2 separate regions of the Homo sapiens genome follow, and region 2 is linked to region 1. Evidence: read pairs that join two places in POLR2A ChIA-PET (ENCODE). Cell type or tissue: endothelial cell of umbilical vein. All regions are shown on one strand. Links, peaks and the distances in the headings refer to the core of each region. The heading gives the core; the rest is flanking DNA.

Evidence for each region. ChIA-PET counts read pairs that join two places held together with the same protein. Peaks named below come from ENCODE experiments on the same cell type or tissue, not always from the same donor. Only the 100,000 strongest peaks of a DNase experiment are listed, where the experiment ranks them.
Region 2: POLR2A ChIA-PET joins it to region 1 with 11 read pairs; 5 of 35 experiments call an interaction of 5 or more read pairs at or near these places.

What each region holds. Positions count from the first base shown.
Region 1 is chrX:45,806,843-45,809,761 of GRCh38, forward strand. No RefSeq gene overlaps it. Among named protein-coding and RNA genes, the nearest start is that of MIR222HG, 38 kb to the left of the region's middle. RefSeq lists a silencer at 1-81. In endothelial cell of umbilical vein, for the core only: no CTCF peak of the experiment used is centred there; a DNase peak (open chromatin) is centred at 1,439; H3K27ac peaks cover 2,377 bases.
Region 2 is chrX:45,717,363-45,720,281 of GRCh38, forward strand. No RefSeq gene overlaps it. Among named protein-coding and RNA genes, the nearest start is that of MIR221, 27 kb to the right of the region's middle. RefSeq lists a silencer at 1,210-1,504. In endothelial cell of umbilical vein, for the core only: no CTCF peak of the experiment used is centred there; a DNase peak (open chromatin) is centred at 1,379; H3K27ac peaks cover 554 bases.

The DNA.
Region 1 (2,919 bases), core at 195-2,694:
TTCTCTGGCAGCACTTCTTAGACTAAAGCCAGACCACAGAGCGTATTGCTGGTGTGGTTTTGCTTTAGCCAGAACTGCTGCTTCAACTCTGAGTGGAGCTGGAATCCATATAGAAGCTGATCTGTGAGAAAAACCCACAAAGTCCAATGGGAAAACCCATTAACTAACCTTAATGATCTCATAGGTCATCCATCCTTTCACGGCTCCGACAGCTCCTTTCTCGCCCCACCCCCTTTTCCCCTTATCTCTTCCCTCTAGACATTCTATGGAAGCACAGACAACTTTAGGAGAAAATGCCAACTTTATCAAGCTCTCCAGTGAACACTTGAGCACGTGCCTTAGTCTGTACCCCTAAGGGACAGTCTCAGAGACTGTAATACTAAGAGAGAGCCAGATGGGGTATATGAGGAGGAGGGTTTTGGATTTTGAAGGAGTGCAAACCTAAATTGCTTGTACTAGAATTTCAGTGGAGGAAATTCCACGTTTTGCAAGTATGAAAGTCTGATATTAAATATCACAAACAAAAATTCCATTTCTTAGCGTACATGTCTCAGATTTAATTTCTCTATGTTCTCTGTGGTTTGGTTGTTTTACCTCCCAAGAAAAGCTTTCGTGAGACCACTCTTTACAAAAAGACAAACTGCCTTCACAGATGAATGGGTAAACAAAATGTGGTATATGTACATAATGGAATACTATTCGGCCTTAAAAATAAGGAAATCTTGTCATCTGCTATAACATGGATGAACCTGTTGGACATAAAGTTACATGAAATAAGCCAGACACAGAAAGACAACTGCTGCATGATTCCCTTTATATGGGGTATCTAAAGTATTCAAACTCTTAACAGAAAGTACAATGGTGGTTGTCAGGGGCTGCAGGGGAGAGGAAAATGGGGAGTTGTTCAATATACTTTCGGTTTTGCAAGATGAAAAAGTTCCAGAGATCTGTTGCGCAACACTGTGAATATATTAACACTACTATACTGTACACTTAAAAATGCTTAAGGTGGGAAATTTTATGATATGTTTTTTGCCACAGTTTAAAAGGTACCACCTTCATGCTACATTTTGGATACTCTAAATCGCCAAGTCAGCATTTTGATATTTAAAAATAAAGCAAATATTTGGGTGACTTATATCTTAACTGAAAATGAAAACCCTAAAATTAAATTGCTTTGAAGATTCAAAAAGGATAATTAAGAAGCACTTGAAACCATTGCTTGAGCCAAACCTTGTCATTTTAAGCATGCATGACATTTTCATAGCAGGAAGGGTCCTGGCATTCTTCTCAAATGGTATGTGTGGTATGCTGAATCGGCTTCTAAATCAAACGAGGCTGCTGATATGTAGCCTTTTAGCAAAAGAAGGATATATCACAAGACAGCCTTAGAGACTGAACACTGTGGCTATTATAACAAAGCGGCAAAATGAATCATTCATGCGTAGAGGGAGTATACAAGCATTACTAGCTACGGCTACTTTTTGAATGGTTCCCGCACCGGTTCCCCCTCTACCAAACCTCTCTTTACTCTCTCATTACTGTAAACACTAATCCATCATCCGTTCCTCTGAAACGTAGACGTTTCTCTAAGGAGACAACATTTGTAGAAACAATAACTCTTAAGTTGAAAGAGCAAAGTGGCAAGGCAAACTTATTCACACAGCCTTCCGTTCAGAAAAGCTAAACTCAAAGGAAACTGCACAGTTCTAAAGCTCGTGATTTCAACTTTCCACTGTAAGAATTATAATGTAAGGGAAAGAATTGGAATGCTGAAGACTATTTCCCCTATAACAGAAATCTGATGAACATTTCTGTAACTTGGCTATGGAGATTAAAAAACAAGTACTATATAACTGAATTTCCCAATAGCTCATGACTCCTTAGCTTTTGGGATCTATGATTCAGAACATTCTCCTTTTGCATTTCACCAGAGGCATTAGTGAGGTATGTGAAAACATGAACAAGATAGGAAATATATTTGCATAGTTTCTGTATGATTTGCATACTCCTCCACAAACTGTAATCTATTGAAAACACACACACACACACACACACACACACACACACACACACACAGAGTAAAGGTTAGTTTCTGAACGCCATAAGGCATGCCATGATTTTTCTTACTTCTGCCCCCGTCTCAATTAATTTGTACCTAATGCCACTATCACTGACACAGAGTACCATCTTAGAGGTACAGGAGATGAAAAACCAAGGAGAAGCAACCCTGTGAGGCTTTGTCCAGGGCAAGCCTTCAGTGCACATACTGGCCTAAGAAAGGCTGCGGTAGGTACATACCCAGGCACATTCTGGCAGGGGTCTGAGAAATAAAGGAGAGAGAACAGAACTGAACTGCAACGTCATGGTTCAAGCAATAATCTGTGTCCCAAGCTATAATCAGCAAAGTCTCCCAAATTCACATGCTGTTGAGCAAAAGAGAGGCCTTAACTATGAAGTGTGCAAGGCCTGGCCCTGCCCTTCTCATCCCTCCTCATCCAAAGGCCCCCTCCTTGCTCATACTTCATCACCCATCTTCTCCAAATCTAGTCATAGGAGCTGCTACTAAATGACTCTACATGGTACTTGTTCAGGGAAGTTGAAGCTCTTGTCCTCTCGGGAGTGTGTTCCTGTTTTAACAAAAAGTATCAGGCCGGGCATGGTGGCTCACGCCTGTAATCCCAACACTTTGGGAGGCCAAGGCAGGAAGATCGCTTGAGACTAGGAGTTCAAGACCAGCCAGGGCAACAAACTGAGACTCCCCGTCTCTACAAAAAACTTTTTAAAAAATTTAGTCAGGCATGGTGGCATGCGCCTGGGGTCCTAGCTACTCAGAAGGCCAAGAAGGGAGGATCACTTGAGCCCAGGAGATCGAGGCTACAGTGAGACATATGATGGTACCACTGCACTACAGCCTGG
Region 2 (2,919 bases), core at 269-2,768, 89 kb before region 1:
GAATAGGTGGGATGAGGGTTGGGAGAAAGAAATTATAAAAGGGCAGGAAGAAACTTTTAGAGGTGATGGATCTGTCCATTTTCTTGATTGTGAAGATGGCTTCACAGGTATATATACACATGTGAATACTTATCAACTTGTACATTCTCAATCTGTATGGCATATATTATAGCAATTACACCTCAATAAAGGTATTAAAAATACAGTGATTATAAGGCAATAGTACAGAGTTTCTATAAATGATACTTTTCTGTTTTGCTTTGAATCAATGGTTCATGATAAATAGTTCACATAGATAAATATCCATTCATTGATTTTAAAAGTGTTTGATCCAAATGCAAATAACTACAATTTACAAAAATATCAAAGAGCTAACAAAAAAGAAAAATAAAGAAATCACATAGCTAAGTTAAACATGGGCAGTGTCCTAGTTTGTTAAGGTTGCTATAACTAAACGCAATAAACTGGGTGGCTTATAAACAATACACAATGATTTCTCACAGTTCTGGAGTCTGGGAAGTGCAAGACCAAGGCACTGGCAAATTCAGTATCTGGTGAGGGCCCATTCCTCATAGATGGAGGCTTCTCACTGTGTCCTCACATGGGGAAGAGGCAAGTGAGCTCTTTGGGATCCCTTTCATAAGGGCATCAATCCAAATCATGACCTAATTACCACCCAAATGTCCCGCCTTTTAAGGCTACCACCTTGGGGGGTATTTGTGGGAACATAAGCATTCAGTTCATTGTAGGCGTGAGGTGAGACAAGAATTATCTGGAAAGAGAATGGAAGTTGGGCTGTTTCTGTCCCAGAAAGAACCTTAGGTAGGGGGAGTTACTCCTCTACAAGCTCCTCTCAGCCTGTGGGAATGGGCAAGGCCTAAAATCTGACTCAAGCTAAGTAATCTCTGAAAAGAAAATCTCAGCTTATTTCACAGATTTTCTCTTTTATGTAAATGGCTAGCCCAATTTTACAGACAAGCAGATAGAGAAGCTTGGCTAATTCTCCAAATCACAACTGGGGTTGGAAAATGGGAGAAATTAAAACTGCATGAATATCCAATTTAATTGGGTGGGTGAAGTACTGGGACTCATCTGAAACTGCCTTGCCTTGGAATGAGCAGGTGCTTACCAGAGTGGAGGAGGGTCAACAAACACATCTAAAAGACAAAGACTGCATCAGAATTAGTGGTGAGTATATTGACAAACATTTTTTGGCTGACAGAGTCATGAGGCAGCACTTGGAATCAAGTGAAACATAGCGGGAATTACTACAATTTTCCTAATGGCATCAACAGATTCTATAGTCACTTCTGGCTGGGGGAGGGAGAAAGAGGTGTGTATGTGGTTGGCTTCTAAGAGCAGGGTATGTTTTCATTCACTGTTCTCGTATGATGTTTTTCCACACCAGGCTCACAGCCCTTTACAATACCAAGGCTCTATTCCTTTGTGTTTTTTGAAAAAACAGTGTGGAAAGAGTTTATTCTGATTCTTCCTGTTCCTTCATTCAGTACCCACTAAGTATTTGGCCTTCCTTGGGCTGCTCTTAGAAGCCTAACCACAGGCATAGATACCAGATGAAGGATGGTATTTGCCTGTGAGAAACAGTGTGGCTAGAAATAAAGAATAATTTTTAGAAATTCTCTAGACTTCAATATTGCTTCATTTGCTTTCTTTTCTTAAATAATAATCAGAAATAATTATATATTGGGGAATGTCATACAGAAAAGGTTGGTAAAAATTGGAGATGGTCAATTTGAATAATTTATTCAACATTTATTGAAGCCTGATATGTAAAAAGCTGTGCTTAGCCCTTAATTGCAAAGCCTGAAACTATGGAACTACGAAAAAAAAGTGGGAAATGCTTAATGACATGGATATAGACAATGGTTTTTTGGATAAGACCTCAAAAGCACAGGCAACAAAAGCAAAATTGGACAAAAGGGACTATATTAAACCAAAAAGCTTCTTCACAGCAAAGGAAACAATCAGCAGAGTGAACAAACAACCTATAAAATGGGAAAGGATACTGGCAAACTATACAAACTACATGGGTTAATGTCCAAAATATGTAAGGAACTCAACTTAAAAGCAAGAAAACAAATAACCCTATTAAAAATGGGCAAAATACCTGAATAGACACTCTGTAAAGAAGATATACAAGGGGCCAACAGGTATATAAAAAATGCTCCACATTACTAAACATCAGTGAAATGCAAATCAAAACCACAATGAGATATCACCTTATACCTGTTAGAATGACCCAGGCCTTGCTTTCAAGAAGTCAGCAGCCTGTTAGAGTAGAAATTACCAGCAGACAAATGGCTAGAACAAAAAACAGTAAAAGCAGAGACCTAAGATTGGGTTAGCATATTCTGAGTTTTCCTCAAGTCCTGCAGGCCACATGCAAATTACTTTCTAGTGGACACTAGTGCCACCATAACAGATAGCCAAAGTCACAAAATGCCTTCAAGACGTGTATGTGGAAGAACACAGAGCAGGCCAGGTTGGTGGGATCCCGCTGCTGATAGGAGGTTGTGGTAGATTATTAAAAATGTCTTCCCATGAGTCATGTCTTCCTGTATCCATGCCCTTTTGCAATGTGCTCCTTCCTTGATGTGCTTCTCCCATCAAGAAGTGGCATTTCTTTCCCCTCCCTTTGAATATGGGCTGATCTTATGACTTTCTTTTATCAATGGAATGGTCAACTTTACGTCCCATGAGCAGGATTTGTTCGACATAATGAGTACTTCCTGAATCCAGGTCTTTCTGAATCTAGGAAAAAAAACATTTTCTCAGCCCTTCAATCCCTTTACAGTGTTACTTCTTTTGCTATACTTCATTGTCAAACATTTGTTGTCTCTCTCACATCCAGATAGGGCCTTGTGGTTAGTTCTCATTACTAGAGTGTGTGGAAGTGAT